2 separate regions of the Homo sapiens genome follow, and region 2 is linked to region 1. Evidence: read pairs that join two places in POLR2A ChIA-PET (ENCODE). Cell type or tissue: MCF 10A. All regions are shown on one strand. Each heading gives the region's core, and the rest is flanking DNA. Links, peaks and the distances in the headings are about the cores only.

The links. ChIA-PET counts read pairs that join two places held together with the same protein. Peaks named below come from ENCODE experiments on the same cell type or tissue, not always from the same donor. Only the 100,000 strongest peaks of a DNase experiment are listed, where the experiment ranks them.
Region 2: POLR2A ChIA-PET joins it to region 1 with 15 read pairs; 3 of 35 experiments call an interaction of 5 or more read pairs at or near these places.

What each region holds. Positions count from the first base shown.
Region 1 is chr21:43,302,823-43,311,150 of GRCh38, reverse strand. LOC124905026 (a long non-coding RNA gene) reads left to right here. Exons shown (of 2, transcript XR_007067887.1): 2 at 1-106. Among named protein-coding and RNA genes, the nearest start is that of LINC00322, 25 kb to the left of the region's middle. RefSeq lists enhancers at 1-117, 2,220-2,725, 3,442-3,541, 2,949-4,148. In MCF 10A, for the core only: no CTCF peak of the experiment used is centred there; a DNase peak (open chromatin) is centred at 3,920.
Region 2 is chr21:43,190,061-43,198,388 of GRCh38, reverse strand. It overlaps LOC124905025 (a long non-coding RNA gene), which reads right to left and starts at 7,823. Exons shown (of 3, transcript XR_007067886.1): 1 at 7,787-7,823; 2 at 7,591-7,706; 3 at 6,772-6,864. RefSeq lists enhancers at 6,737-7,236, 7,237-7,738. In MCF 10A, for the core only: no CTCF peak of the experiment used is centred there; DNase peaks (open chromatin) are centred at 908, 1,378, 3,058 and 4,188.

The DNA of each region.
Region 1 (8,328 bases), core at 224-8,223:
ACACCAGTAATCGGTTAGGAGCCTCTCTCCTACTCCTCACTGACAGAGGGTTCTCATGCTTTTGTCTTTGGCTGTCGGATAGATTAAAAACAGTCTTACATTCTGATTTTAACTTGCATTCTTTCTTTTTTCCCATTAGTGTGTGTATCTTTCCATATGTTTAACAGCCTTCACATTTCTGTTTTGTGAACTGTTTTTGTACTTCGCCCATTTTCTATCACTTTGTTGGTCTTCATTGCATTGATTTCTAGAACTTCTTTATGTATGAACCAAATGAAGCTTTTCCTGTGCCTTGCATTGCAGATACTATTTCATTTCTCACCTGTCTTTGTTTATGGTGGTTGTGTTTTTCACCAGGCAAACATTTTTAACTTTATTATTATTTCTTTTAATCCATGTTTATGGCTTCTGAGTTTGTGTTCTATTTCAGAAGATCTTCTCCTTCTAAAACTAGTAAAGGAAATGGCTCTCTGTTTTCTTCTAGTATGTTTATGGTTTCCAACTTTATAAAAATATCTGCTGTAGCTGTAACATATGGAGGCCTTAGGGAATAAAGTAGAAATGCAATTTTATTTTTTTCTAGAAAACTATTTAGTTGTAATTCAGTTGGTGTCTTCTGAACAACTGGAATTCATCACACTGATAGGCAAAAATCACCTCTCCTATGTCCTAACTAGGTGGGTGTGTTTGGATCCATTTTTGGTTCCTCTGCCTAATTTCTTTGCTGTCCGACTAGGGGGTCCATGTCCCAACTACTGCAATTTTATAGGCTCTATGAATGTGAAGACCTATTTTAAGATATTTCCTAATATCAAACCATCTTCAAGTCTCCTAGGTCATGGCTTACAGTTTTTAGACAATTTAATTCACATTTTTGTGTTGGTGTTCATTCATAAGATTGGCTTATGATTTTCTTTCTGTGCTTGTCTCTTTGGGTTTTGGCATCATTCTTATGGTAGCTTCATAAAGAGAATTTAGAAATTTTCTTTCCTTATTTATGCTTTGCATCCATTTAAATATTATCTGTTCCTTAACAGTGTGGTGGAATGGCCTGTGAAACTATCCGGGCCTGGAGCCATTTGTAGCTTTGTTGTTGTATCAGTTACAGTCCTAGGCATCTATAGCTATGATCAGTGGTATAGCAGGTGTGTAGTGTAATAGGAGGGAACAAGACAATCAGGGAGTGTGATGCCTGTAAAGAATCTAAAAATGATAGTAAAACCAACTATTATTACCACATCTTGCCAATTCTAAACAGTCAGCAAGAGAATACACACCCTTTTAAGAGGACCGACCGCTGGCATATCATGGAAACACACCCTCCTTCCTCCCTAGCAAGGTGGCACAACTCCTGACCCTCTGCCAGTGCGCAGCGCCCGGTTTTGTGGCTGGATTTGCATGCAATTACATTATATTCAAATCACACTAATTTATTCCCCCAGAATGAGAAGATAGAGAATGAGTGTTTTTCATCAAAATTAGTTCTGTGACACTATTAAAAAAAATATAACGGAAACTCCCAAAGAAACCCTAAACCTTCAAAAACTTGTGAAGTATGGCAGCTCCTCAAAACAGTTAAACATCGAATTACCACGTGATCCAGCAATTTCTTCTCTGGGTATATACCCAAAAGAATTGAAAGCAGAGATTCAAAGAGATATTTGTACACCCATGTTCACAGCAGGTTTATTCACAGCAGCCGACAGATGGAAGCCACTCAAGGGCCCATGGACAGAGGCGTGAGCAGGCAAAAGATGGTCTATGCATGCCAAATAGGATCTGGCCTCAGAAAGCAAGGACATCGTGACACACGCCACAGCAAGGACCAACCTTGACAACATGATGCCGAGTGACATCCTGACACACGCCACAACATGGACAGACCTTGAGAACATGATGCTGAGTGACATCCTGACACACACCACAGCAAGGACCGACCTTGAGAACATGATGCTGAGTGAAATAAGCCAGGTACACAGGGACTGACACCGGGTGGTTCCACCTGTATGAGGTCCCTGGCGGAGTCTGGTTCGTAGAGACCGGAGGTGGAACGGTGAGTGCTGGGGACCGAGGAGGGGCATGGGGAGGGAGTGTTCAATGGGGATGGGGTTTCAGTTTGGGAGGATGGAACGTTCTGGGGATGCGTGGTGGTGATGACTGACAACAATGTGGATATGCTTCATGCCACTGAACCGTGCACCTAAAAATGGCTGAAATGGCAAATTTTATCTTATGCATATTTTACCACAGGAAAATAAATAAATAAATAAAACAAAAAGTTCTTTAACTTGTTGAAAGTAGACAGAAAAGTGTTAGAAAAAACTAAACAGAAAAAAAAAAGGAGAGAAGAGATAAGTAAAGTAAAACACCAGCTGCCTGGATCTGCGGCCTGGCCAAGCTTCTCACTTGGAGGCAATCCCTGCAGGCCTCCCTGCCCCTCCCATCCACTCGCCCTCCAAGGAGACCCAGCCAGAGGGGGTCTGGAAAAGCCTCTGGCTTTGCTCACCCGGCCTATGTGACCCACAGTAATTCTGGGTAGGTTTTTCCTTCACCAGGGCAGCACCAAGCTCACACCCTCTTTACCGACCTTTTCCACCAACACAATCTCATCAGATGCTTAATCCTGGTCTTATTTCACAGACGCATGAGTTTCATTCCAGGGTCTCTGGGGTTACTTTGCCCATGAGAAGCCCTGAGAAACGGGGTGCTTTCTGTGTGGGGCATAAGTGTCCCCTGTGGCAAGAGGCCTGGCTGTCCTGGGCGGGGGTCCTTCCGGGCTGGGGTGCCATCCTTCCAGCACATCCTCCTCCTCTACACTCCCTGGGAGGGCCCAGGCTGTCCCCGCCCCATAGGCCTGGCTCCCACTAGCAGGGAAGGCCTCATCTTATCCGCAAAGGGTGGGCCTGGATCAGCAGGAAGCCCACCGTCTCCTCCTGCCTGGCACCCTCCAGAATAAGAGACAAATTACTGACAGAGGTTGCAAGCTGCTCAAAAAATTCACTCTAGAAAAGCAGGGGCTCCGTTCCCCAATCAAAGCCCTGGGGCGGATGTCCATGTTTCTAGAACCTGTAAGGTCATTCTGTGGTGTTAGCCCATGGTGAAAGAGAGTCTAGCTGGGAGGTGTAGAAAGTCTGATACGTGTGTTTCCTTTGTAGGATTTCCTTCCGTCTGGAGGAGGGAGGGGTGATCAGCAGGCACTTAGGGATGATCTCAGCGGTGACGGCTTCGTATTCCAGGGGGCTTCCAGGGGGCTGGTGTTCCTCCGCACTCTGGCCTGTCCAACTCTGAGTCCCAAATTTGGGGCTGGCAGACAGGGTCACCATGGTCGGGGGCTCCTCATTTTTGCCATGGCTGGGTGGGCAAGAGATGTCCACAGGGCTGGGGTGGACAGAGCAGCCATCCTGTGGGTCAGGTTAGACCCCAGGTCCCATTGGTCAGGGACACCCCCTCCTTAGCCCCTTATCCCTTCCTCAACTAAGACATGAGCAGCGTGTGCTCCAGGTGGGGAATTCCCATGCCAGCTGTGTGGGCAGGACGCAGCTGCCAGTGTCACTGTGGCCGGCACCCTTCCCTATTCTCACGCCATTTGCATTCTTGAGTACAGCCAGTTCAGTTTCTGGTCCTGCCCCACCCTGGCAGCCACGATACCCTTGGGCCCTGTGGTATCAGGAGAACCAGCTCCGAGGTGGGTGAGGCTCTGTCTGAGACAGCGAGTCCCAGGGATCCCCAGGGAAGTTACAGGCTTAGGAGAACACTGGGGAGCCGCTGGCCCCAGACACTTGGTGGGGCTGCCCCACCCGCAGCCAGGCTCGGAAAACCTCTCTGTGGTCTCCTGTGTGGAGAGGAGGCGGGGAGCTGGTTAGCCCGAGGCCCAAGAGCCGGGCAGATGCATGACTCAAGGTCACCTTGGGTGTGACTCATGGCCCTGCACTCCCGACTGCCATCACACTTCCAATAATAACCGTACACATCACCAGGCCCTCCTGGGCCGGTGCTGCCCTTGCTTCCTGCGCACCTGCTCATGTCGAAATTGGCTGTCATTGCACCAACTGGAAAGATGAGAAGACCCTTTCCATCCTGGCCCGACTGGGAGCACGTGACACCCGTCTTTAATTCCCCAGGAGTGTGTTTCCATGGATGCACTGCTGTGGGTGATGCTGGGCTGGCCTCGCCCTTTGACAACCAGGCCATCATGGGCGAGGGCAGGCACGCTGCATTAGGGGGTCTCAGGATACTGCTGGAACTCCTTGGGACCTGGAGATTTTGCTGGAAGACCAAGCTGTCACCGCTGGAGATTCAGCAGCCAACCTCATCCTTGGGGTGCCTGATGCTGCCTTCAGGGGCTTCTGGGTGGGGCTGGTGGAGGGAGGAGGGGCGCCTTGTCCTGTATGCCTCTGGATGATGGGGGGTAGCTCCGAGAACAGGCTCACTTCTTCCCCATGCCTGTCCCTCCGGCCACCCCTAAAAAATGCTCTAGGAGACACAGTACGCTTACCCAGGACCGGATCCCAGACCCGCTGGGGGCTGCTTGGGGCTCCCTGGCTTGTGGGGTGCTCTTGGGAGGGCTCCCCTACACGGAGGGCAGCACTCGCTCCATCCACGCTCATGCACACACTGTCAGCCAGTGGAGGAATGAAGGGTGCATGCGTGGCCCCCGGGCTGTGCCTGCCTGGGGGTCCCTTTATGCCTCCACCCCCTGGAGGAGGGAAAGGAAAGGAATTCTCCTCTTCCTTTTCTACTTTGAGAAAAGTCTTAATTCTCTTCCACTGAGCCTCAGGCCCCCGAGGCCCACGAAGTCCCAATGGGCATTCGCACAGTGGGCTCTGGCCAGGTTTGTACTGCTGTACTTTGACAGTTTCCCTGCCCCACCCCCCTCCAGCTGCCCTACGGACTGGACAGGGACCCGGGCACTGCAGGTCCCCACTCCTGGCCTTGCAGTGGTGACTGGGCAGGATCTCTCGGTGTCCGCGTGAGTGGGGACTTCCTTCTCCCCTTGCTGTGGGTGGGCTCACCCATCCCCTCTTCACTTGCTCACAAGGTGGTTCATCTGCACCACTGCAGGGCCCAGGGTGGCTGCATCGCGGCATCTCCTTGGCTCCCCAGCACCGTGGCTGCAAATGTCCTTTGCCCGCAGGAAGATGCAGAGGGGGCAGCCCTGGCGACCTCCCAGACAGCCTGCATTTACGTTCCCAGGGCCTGCCGGTGAGAAACAGCTCCCACAAACCCCCATGGTCACTGGTCGGGGCGGTGCGTCCACATCCTCATGGCCCACCCTTGCACTTCGGCCAAGTCCTGCTCCTAAAGGGAGGGGCTGCCTTGCCATCTGTTACAGGTCCCCTGTGTCCCCCCCAAAAAATATGTGGGTGCCGTGACCCTGGCACCAGCGAACGTGACCTTACTTGAAAATCGGGTCTTTGCAGATGGAAATAGTTAAATTAAGACGAGCTTCCACTAGAATAGGATAAACCCTGACCCGATGTGACTGGTGTCCCCATGAGAAGAGAGACACAGACACACAAGGGAGAGCCACGCGCAGCCGAAGGCCGAGATCAGAGGGGCGCTGTGGCTGCAAGCCCGGGGCCGAGCAGGGCAGGAGGCGAGCTGGGCTCCCTGCCCCAGGCCACGTGATGCTGCAGAGAATGCCACGAAGTCCACTGCGGTGGGAGCTCCAGGTTCCACCTGGCTGCTCTTAGTTTTCAATAGTAAATAATGAAAACCGAGTGCCTCCCAGGGAGCCCGTGCCATGCACCTCCTGGCCCTTATCCAGGTGTCTCTTGGATGCTGCGGGGCCCAAGACCATCGTGTGCTCCTGAGGTCAGGACATGTGGGCACTGGACCCACACGTGGGATTCCACCCTCCACATGCGCTATACCCGGGGAAAGCAGTGGCTCTGTCAGCAGCTGGGTAGCGGGAGCCCCACAATGGCAGGGGCGACCCAGGCGTGTCCGGTGCCACCTGCAGGCTCTCACCACATGGCCCAGCGACCTGGGTGGACCTCCCCGTCACTGCTCCTCAGGAACCCCCATTTCACTCAGCAGCCCATGGGGGAAGCAGGCGGCCACCCTGGGCTTCCAGGGTCAGGGAAGCTCAGTGACAAGGTCCTGACCCCCACCGAACACACAAGCCCTCTGTCTGCCCCTTGGCACATAAGGCCCTCAAAACATGTGTCCTTGATGTTTGCACTAATCACCAACTCCCGGACAAAAACAAATAGAATTGGCGAAGGCACTGGGTTAATTCTGCCCCCAAACAAGCTAAGCAACAGACACACTCAAGCCGGGCAGGCGTCCTGAGGACCCACAGCCACCCCGGACACAGAGGCTCTGCCTGTCTGGACCACGGGGGCTCTGCTGACCCCTCCCGGGGGCAACGGTGTGGCCGGTGATGCCCGGGGCTCTGTGGTCAGAACCATCACGTATTTTCTAAACAGACCCCACAGACCCTCTCAACAGCAGCAAAACGTGCTGATATTTATCTTCCTAAAATACTTGTTCAAAAATATGCATGGGAAAAGTTCTAAACACAGAAATATGCTGCCAGTGCCCTTCAGAAATGGAGTGCCTTCTTCAAAACACCAGGAAGTTCCAGAGGAGACACTGGGGAAACTTTTGCGTGTCCTGTGTGAGTTCACACGTCCTGTGTGAGTTCACCGGGGTGGCCACCACAAAGGACCCCAGCCGGAGGCTCCAGCAGCAGACGCGGATCTTCTCTTGTTCTGGAGGCCGAAATCCAAGGTCAAGGCGTGGCAGGGCCAGTTCCTCTGAGCTCCTCCCCTTGGCTTTCAGGTGACCGTCTTCTCCCCGCGTCCTCATGGGCGCCCCTCTGTGCCTGTCTCTGTCCACCTGTCCTCTCTTTATAAGGACACCAGCCATGCTGAGTTAGGGCCCAACCTCACGCCTCCTTTTAACTCATCTCTTTAAAGACCTTATCCAAATAAGGTCACGTTCTGAGGGTTAGGGCTTCGACATATCATTTATGCGGGACATAGTTCAGCCTGTATCCCCCTACGAGTTCCCCTGCACCCCAGATTTGCACGTTCACCTGCGGAGTCTTCTCAGTGCTTTTTCAGGTAGAAACCATGGAGGTAGGAGGTGGGACTTGACTCCGGACCAGATTGAGGACTGTTGAAACAGGAAGGAGTCAGGAGCACCTCTCCATAAGACACGCCCGCCAGGGCCATGGCCACACCCAGAAGTTACCACCCCTTTCCATGGCAATGACCAAGAAGTTGCCTCCTTTTTTCTAGACATTTCTGAATAACTCACCCCTTAATTTTCATATGGTTAAAAACGGGTATAAATATGACTGCAGGCCTGTCCCTGAGCAGCTGCTCCCCATGCTGCGGGGCTGGGGGAGGGGCTCTGCCCTGCAGGCACAGTCACGGAGCTGTGACACGGCCACCTCAGTGAAGCTGTTTCCTTCCACCTCCCGCTCGCTCTGGAATTCCTCCCTAGTGAACCCAAGAACCTTCCTGGGCTAAGCCCCAGCTTTGGGGCTCACTGTCCTGCATCAGTTCCAGAGGAAGAAACTGAGGCCATGAGAGCTTTTCCAACACAAGGCAGAGCAGCCACGGGTCCCCTGCTGAATAATCGCTGCCCGTGATAGGAGCCTCACCTTATCATTGACACCCATCTGCAATGCTGTTCCAAACACCCTGCCTGCCAGTGCCGAGTGGCTGAGAAAGGACACCGTGGCGCCAAGCATACGCCGGGCCTGTCCCGCCACATCAGACTCCAGCATGCAGCAGTCACTGCGGAACATCAGACACGTGTCTCCAGGCTCGTGTCCTTGGGCAGCTCCGGGGTCAAGAGGGGGCTGACGGAAACCTCGAGGCGAGCTTCAGAATTCTCCAGGCAAAATTCTCTCCTGTTTGGGGAGAGGATGGGGTCCACAACGGGGTCAATGGCAAAATTAGTATGACACTAAGCTCCTCAGAGTTTGGTCAGCTCCCACACTGACTGACCCAGGAAGTCCCAGAGCAGCTCAGGGATAGCCACGGCCACGTGAGTTACCGTCAGCAGCCCCTAAATGGCGTCCACACAATAGTGTTGCAGGAAATGAGGAGAACGGGGATCAAGTACACATGATGTATGTTTTAGGGTTGATACAGGCAGAGATGGGGACACACAAAACACCCACCCGGCACTCCTGCAGGGCCGGCCCGAAGCCGCGCTGTCCTGAGCTCTCCAGGCCGGGCCGGGCTCTGCCTGCACAGAGAAGCCTGGGGGTGGAGGCTGCTGAGTCAACGAGGGCTCTGGCGGATTAGGAAGTTTGGGTCAAATCCCCAGGTCCACCCCTCAAACAACCCACCTCATCAAGGGCTCTGC
Region 2 (8,328 bases), core at 326-8,325, 110 kb after region 1:
TTTATAATAGCCATTTAAAATTCTTTTATCTACTAATTCTATCATTCCCATCATTCCTGGGCCTGATTTGATGGACTGATATTTTCTCCTAGTTATGGATCACAATCTTTGCTTCACATATCTCACCATATTTTATTGGGTGACAGGCATTTTGAATATAACATTGATAAACGTATAGATTTTTTTTTCCTTTATAAATAGTGTTGACATTTGTTCTGGCAAGTAATAAAGTTACTTGCAGATGAGGTTGATCTTTTTGAGGCTTGCTTTTACATTTTTTTGGGGTTATCTAGAGTTGCCTATACTCTAGAGTTAATTTATTCCTACTACTAAAGCTTGATCCTTTGTATTCTCTATTTTTTTTTCTTTTTTTTTTTGAGACGGAGTTTCACTCTTGTTGCCCAGGCTGGAGTGCAGTGGCGCGATCTCACCTCACTGCAACCTCCGCTTCCCAGGTTCAAGTGATTCTGCTGCCTCAGTCTCCCGAGGAGCTGGGATTACAGGCATGCGCCACTACGCCCAGCTAATTTTTTGTATCTTTAGTAGAGACGGTGTTTCTCCATGTTGGTCACGCTGGTCTCGAACTCCTGACATCGGGTGATCCGCCCATCTCAGCCTCCCAAAGTGCTGGGATTACAGGCGTGAGCCGTGTATTGTCTATTGATTGCCCCAAGTGCTCTATGAGGTCTCCAACTGAATAGAAGGAGTTCAAATTTCTTGCAGCCTGGTGTGAGTTCTAGGAATTGTTCAGCTTAACACCTCACTGTTCTTTATTCACTTCCTGGAATTCCACCTACGCATGTACAGATTGGTATTAAGTGAATGCTCAAAGGGACCTTATGCAGGTATTTGAGTTTCTTTATTTGAGTATCTTCCTCCTCTCTGCTACCCTGTCTCACCTCTGCCTCCCCATAGCCCACTCTTCTCAATTCAGCTAGATCACCATGTTGTGCTTGGATTCCCCCTCCCTGCCTGACAGTATGAAAACTGCCTCCAGCCAGAAAACAGAGTTGATTGCACAACTTACTTCATTTTTTTCCTATCTCTTAGGGATGCCAGCCCTGCACAGCCTTTTGTCCTGATGTCCAAAGCCAGTTGTTTTGTCTGCTTTGTCCAGCTTTCTAGTTCTTTTGGCAAAAAACAAAAACAGAAACAGACAGCATAAGTTCCATCCTAGCTACTCCTTCATGGCTGGCTGCAGAAATTCTGAAAACTGTTTTCTGTGTTTTTAAAATCACTTTACTTCCTTGGGACTCCTTAGAATTGTAACTTGAGAAGGTCCAAACAGATAATTAAACCACCTGTGACAGATACGTGCTAAGCGCCTGCCAGTGCCGGATCCTGGGAGGCTGACAGGGATATACAAGAGCCCCTGGGCTTGGCTTGACGAAGAGGGAACAAATCTGGGTGTGGCCATCCAGGAATAGAGGCCAAGTCAGGTTGCAGAGCAGAACAATAAGGGATTCATGCAAAGCCCTTCTAACAATCGTTGTTTTGTTACTTTATGTGACCGTATTTGCTCCTTCTTTCAAAAATACAAAAAGTAAAATGCAGAATGTACAAATGTGTGGCTCTCCCTAAAGTGGGATGAAGTTGGGATTTCCCATGGATGCGGTTCCTGGAAAAGCCACAGTTGAGTAGAGTAACCTGGGTCTGTCCATTGCAGGGCTTCACAGTTCTGGGAGTAAAGCGCTTTCTTCTGAATTAGCAGATCTTTGTAAAGTCAAATTTCAGGAACATTTGATTAGACCTAAAGACAGCTGCAGGCCGTGCACCATGGCTCACGTCTGTAATCCCAGCACTTTGGGAAGCTGAAGCAGGAGGATCGCTTGAGTCCAGGAGTTTGAGACCAGCCTGCGCAATATGGCAAAACTCCATCTGTACCATAAATACAAATATTAGCCGGGCGTGGTAGCACACACCTGTAATCCCTGCTACTCGGGAGGCTGAGGTGGGAGAATTGCTTCAACCCAGGAGGCAGAGGTTGCAGTGAGCCAAGATAGCACCACTGCACTCCAGCCTTGGCGACTAAGCAAGACTCTGTCTCAAAAAAAAAAAGAAAGAAGAAGAAAAAGATAATTGTGTTAGACATTTGCCTGTGCCCACAGCCCTCCCTAGGGAAAGATGCCCACAAACGCTGCCAAGTAGCCAGGCCTTTGGCTACCATGTTTTATACTCCTCGACCCTAGCCCTTCTCCTCCAGTTCACTGGAGTGGATGCCTGACTCCAACAGTGACTCCACATGCCTGCTGGTGACTTGTAGAGCATCCTGCGAGGGAAAAATTCCTTTGTTTAAAAGGAAATGAACTAGTAAACACCAAACGAACGAGACATTTCACAGTGACAAGTGAAACTCAAAAGACACCTAAAGAGATAGCCAGGAGCTAGGAAGGGGCTTCGTCCCACAGCCAACCCCTCTGTGAAAAGGAGGGCCTCAGATCAGATCTTCTCTCCTCATGGCCCCTTCCCGCCCCTTCCTTCCCCACCTCCCACCGCTCAGTCTCTCTCCCTCTGTTCACTCTTCCCCAACCCTCAGGCACTCCCCGCTCTGAAAGTGGGCATGCCCTCCCTGGTGCAATGGGCCCCACGCTTTCTCGCAATATCCTTTCTAATACATTCCCCCGTGACTTACGTCCAGATTTGTTTTCTATTTGACACTGTCAAGGGCTTCTCCTGTCCCCAGGACCCCTATCCACGGGGCTGCAGAACAACATCTGGCCATTTCCTGCCCTGCTAGGCCCCCTCCTCCCTGAAGCGCTGCTCAGACCCCAGTCCAGACACCCGCCTCCCCCGGCCTCCCCCGCACACCTCCCGTCTGTCCTGACACAAGGGAACCTCCCCGCTGCCCCTTCGGAGATAACAGAGATTTGACAGCACGACCACAGTATTCCTGAGCTTCCAGTTAAAGTCAAGTCCGTTGTCGCCACTGCCTCCACGTCCGCAGCTGTTCCACCCGCTTTCCTTCCTTCATGCATGAAGGTCAAACCCAGGCTTGGCCCTGCATGAACCCAGCAGAGAGGATTCCAGAGCTGTCTCCCCAGAGCCCTCCCCAGCAGAGATCCTGACTCACCCCAGGACAGGAGGGCTGAGGCCAAGAGCGCCGCTTCCGGATGCTTCCTCCGCATTCAGCTTCCAATGTCCGCCCTGCCAAGGCGCCCCTCGGGAGCAAGCAGGAGCCCGTCCTGGGGGGACATGTCCCCTGCTCTCCGCTGAGACCAGAGGGCTGCTGCCGTGAGGAAGGAATGGAACACCACTAAGGCACAGCAGCCACGAGCTGGGGATCAGACACAGAGGAAAGGCCACCTACAAATAGTCACTGGAGCCAAACCCTGGTCTCAGCCACGAGCAGTGCCCCACATGCGAATGCACCCATGGGTGGAGAGTGTGATGAGCCCCCTCCGCAGAAAGCACCCGAGCAGCAGCTAAAACAGGCTGATCCCAGGCCCCAGACCTCAGACTCCAGCCTTCATCTGCGACCTGGCCCTCGGTTTCGCCTGACCCTGCCTCTGTTTGCAAAGGGCCGGCTGGGGCCCCTGGACGGGTTTCCGTTCTCCTTTCTTCCTCTCTGTGCTCCCCTGAAATTTCCCCACAGGCCATCAGCCTCAGGCTCTGAGACCAGAATGTCACCTTCCCGTCACATGCAATGTGACGATGTCTCTAGTTATTTCCCTCCCCACAGCACAAAGGGTGGAGGAGGCCTGAGAAATGAGGAGGGGGGAGGTGCGTCCAGGGTGCAGCAGAGTCACTCTCACCTCCGGGGTCCGGCTGCCGGCATGGAGGTCAAGGTCCGCAAGAACGTCCTCTTTCCCCACTGCAGCAGGCAGACCAGCATCACAGAACCATTCTAGGAAACAGCAGTTCCCGTCCCCTCCTCCTTGCTTCTAAATGCACGGGGCACACATCAGTCCCCCCACTCCTTCAGGTGGCCCAGGTGATCAAATCAGCCAGTTCCAGAGAAGGGTCAACTTTGACAGCCCTGGGTAGGGGACCCAGATGCCCTTTGATGGGTGTCAAATGAAACAAATCAGCATATAGGCGAGGGGGCTTTATCGGAAAGAACACTGAGAGGCAGGATGCTCCATCCAAGAGGCCCACAAGCTTCCGGAAGGCCAGGCGGGGACGGCTCCTCTCATGGGAGGGGAAAGGAGGGAGCAGGCTTGGCAGGGTTGTTGGCGGGGATGGATGGGCCCAGGCAACAGCAGCGTCCGGAGGTTCCTGGGGCTGAATCATTCTGAGGTTTGCTACTGGGAGGGAGGGAAGCTGATTCGATTCTGAGACATCTGGGGAAGCCCAGAGGCCCCAGGATCCACACCAGGAAGCAGCCAGAGGGGTGCAGAGCAGGGCCTAGAGGCCACAGCTGCAGGGCAGGTGGCTGTGTCACCAGAACCCTGCTGGCAGCCCTTCCTCCCCAGGGAGCTGTGTCTGGAGAGGGAGCTGTGGAGAAGCGCTAGGGTAAGACCCAATCGTGCAGTGGTCCTGAGCCCGCAGGGTGGGTGCCCTCCTAAGGTGAGGAAGGGACAGCAGAGCCAGCCCCTGCTCTGAGGACCCTGTGGGAACCAGGAGGGGCCTCGCCAGGCCCAAGCCCCCGTCCCGGCTGTGGGATGCCCAGCCGCAGAGCAATGAGGAATCCAAGTTGCTGCTGAACGCCCGGACCATGGTGCTGAGTTCTGGCCGCCCCAGCTCACCAGCAGCGTGGTGGTGGCGGCCAGGAGGATGGAGCTCAGACACCTGGCCCCACACGCTGCCATGCAGCCCAGCCTCAGGAGGCCACCATCCTACAGGCAGGCCCCCAGACAGAGGGGCACGGGCACAGGCATAGGCCCCAGGTCCCCTGGCCATGGAGAAGGCATTGTGTGAGTGTGTGTGTGTCATGAGGTGTGTGCAGTGTGTGTGGTATCTGTGTGATGTGTGCAGTGTGTGTGTGTGTCTGGGTGTGTGATGTGTGCAGTGCGTGTGTGTGTGTCTGGGTGTGTGTGTGCAGTGCGTGTGTGTGTGTGTGTCTGGGTGTGTGATGTGTGCAGTGCGTGTGTGTGTGTGTCTGGGTGTGTGATGTGTGCAGTGCGTGTGTGTGTGTGTCTGGGTGTGTGATGTGTGCAGTGTGTGTGATGTTTGCAGAGTGTGTGTGTGTCTGGGTGTGTGTGATGTGTCCTGTGTGTGTGTGTGTCTCTGGGTGTGTAATGTGTGCAGTGCGTGTGTGTGTGTGTCTGGGTGTGTGATGTGTGCAGTGCGTGTGTGTGTGTGTGTCTGGGTGTGTGTGATGTGTCCTCTGTGTGTGTGTGTGCGCACACGCGTGCATGTGTGTATAGCCCCAGGCCCTGGTTTGTCTCCTCTTGCCCTCTGGAAAGTAAGCACAGCCCCCAGCCTGGCCATCCCCTCAGGGTCGCACCTGGAACGAATGCCACCCACAGAGCAGCTCCCCCCTTTCTGGAGACTGAGCTGCAAGCTGTGGGTTGGTGGAAGCTCGTGGTTGGTGGAAGCTCGTGGTTGGTGGAAGCTCTAGCTTGGTGGAAGCTTTGCATTGGCAGAAGCTCTGGGTTGGTGCAAGCTCTGGGTTGATGGAAGCTCTGGGTTGGTGGAAGCTGTAGGTTGGCAGAAGCTATAGGTTGGTGCGAGCTCTGGGTTGATGGAAGCTCTGGGCTGGCAGAAGCTCTGGGCAGAAGCTCTGGGTTGGCAAAAGCTCTGGGTTGGTGGAAGCTCTGGTTTGACGGAAGCTCTGGGCAGAAGCTCTGGGTTGGCAGAAGCTCTAGATTGGCAGAAGCCCTGGGTTGGTGGAAGCTCTGGGTTGGTGCACGCTCTGGGTTGGCAGAAGCTTGGGGCTGGCGGAAGCTCTGGGTTGGCAGAAGCTCTGGGCTAGCAGAAGATCTGGATTGGTGGAAGCTCTGGGTTGGCAGAAGCTCTGGGTTGGCGGAAGTTCTGGGCTGGCAGAAGATCGGATTGGTGGAAGCTCTGGGTTGGCAGAAGCTCTGGATGGAAGCTCTGGATTGGCGGAAGCTCTGGGTTGGCGGAAGCTCTGGATTGGCGGAAGCTCTGGGTTGGCGGAAGCTCTGGATTGGCGGAAGCTCTGGGTTGGCGGAAGCTCTGGGTTGATGCAAGCTCTGGATTGGAGGAAGCTCTGGGTTGGTGGAAGCTCTGGGTTGGCGGAAGCTCTGGGTTGGTGGAAGCTCTGGGTTGGTGGAAGCTCTGGATTGACGGAAGCTCTGGGTTGGCGGAAGCTCTGGATTGTTGCAAGTTCTAGATTGGTGGAAGCCCTGGCTTGGTGGAAACTCTGGCTTGGTGGAAATTCTGGGTTGGTGCAAGCTCTGGGTTAATGGAGCTGCTGGAGTCCACTTAGGTCCAAAGCTGCTGTACTGGTACACCTGAGTGTCTGGTGAGAGAGGTCTCCAGCAGGAGAAAGAAAAGAGGAGGCTCAGGGTGAGCCTGTCTTGTTTGACTCATTTGTACCAAATCGCACTGGATGGCAGTTTTATCCCGTACAAAAATGAGCACATGTCACATTAGCACTAATTGTTGTGGGGAGGAAACAAATAGCTAATGACTAAAGGTGCGGAGAAGAATGCTTGAGGCACTGCTGCCATTTCAAACCCGTACGGCGCACCGTGCCCTGGCCAGCTGCCTTTGCTGCTAATTATGGGATCGAGCCCAGGAGGTAGGGGAGGTCCCCTCTAATGGAAATGGGTCGCCTCCCTCCAGGCACTGGCAGTCCTCCCCTTCCTCTCCCCGTGCTGGCCACACCCCTCCCTCCCACCTGACACCCTGTTCCTTCTGCCCCTGTCCCCTTCACACATCACACCTCTCCTTGGAGTTGAAATCGTTGTTCCTGCCATGTATTCTCTCTCTCATCCTTCAGTGGCCCTGATCAGTCCACTGTAAGCAAAATGACATCAGAAAACCCATGTGTTAAAGAAAAATCCTTCCATTTACCAGAAGGTCTGATGAGGATGCTGCTAAGTGCTGAGTCCCATGTCTTATTTCCAATAGGTTTGGATTGACAGGAATGGATTGGGGCTGTGGCTTTCCAGGTGGCATCTCTAAATCAAGGCTTTGTGCACCCTGCCCTGGGGTCTGGGTAGTGACAGGAGTGCCACTGTCATGTTTTCTGGGGCACCCACTGTGTGCACGTGAGGGGTGTGTGTGCCAGCACAGTCAAAACTCACAGCCCCTTGGGAGTGGCCTTGGCAGCCCACAGGTGTGCCAGCATTCCCAGGAAGCCAACGTGACCTTTAGTCCAAGATGCCGCCAGCCCTCTTCCAGGAGGTGGGCACGGTGGGTCGAGGTGGCGGCAGCACTGGCTCCTGGGTAGTGTGGCCTAGGTGGGCACTCACTGTCTTGAGGAAGGGATAGAAAGCGCTGCAGCTCCTAGACCCAAGCAGGCTGAGCTGTTGCAGGGTAGGGGGATGATACTGACAGTGGCAGTGACCCCAGAAACAAGCAATGAACCCCAGCCCCACTTTCTGCAGTTGTGGCTAAGAGCCCAGTGCACTTCCTGTATCAGGAAGGGACCAGAGGAGGGTTCAGACTGTGGATGACCAGGGTTAACAGCACGACATGGACGTCCACAGGCAAGGGCTGGGGCTCACATGGCATCTGCACCTAAGGGACAATTGCTGGGCATGTGAGTATTCACAGGGGCTGCAGTCTGAGAGCCCCGCCAGCAGGGGCTTGGAGGCAAAGTCATCCCAGCAGAGAACCATCGATATAAAAAATGCCTGCAAAAAAAAAAAAAGCCAAAATATGAAAGTCACGGGCAAAACACTTCATAAAAGAAGAAATACAAAAAGATACTAACTCACGAAAAGATGATCAGGTGTGGTGGTTCATGCCTGTAATCCCAGCACTTTGGGAGACCAAGCCAGGAGGATCAGTTGAAGCAAGGAGATCAAGACTAGCCTGGGCAACATAGCAAGATTCCAACTCTACAAAAGAGAAAAAAGAAAAGATGCGTAGCCTTATCAATAATCAGGGAAATGCAAATTAGTAGACAGTAACTCAGGCAGACTGCAATCAGAGCTCCATGTGGGAAAACCATTTGCCACGATCTGGTAGAGCTGAGCACAGGTACACCCCATGACACAGCGATTCCACCCCTAGGACCCACAGAGACTTGTGTAATAACACTTGCAGCAGCATTTTCTGCAATAGCCAAAAATCAGAAGCAACCCTGATGTTCACCAGCAACAGAATGGATAAGTCGATAAACAGTGGAACACTATATAGACGCATGAAAACAAATGGCCCATGGCCACGCACAGCTGTGGGGTGAATCTCACATGCAAGACAAGACCAAGGGAGAGAAGCAATCCCATCCGGGTCCACGCAGTATCACCTTGT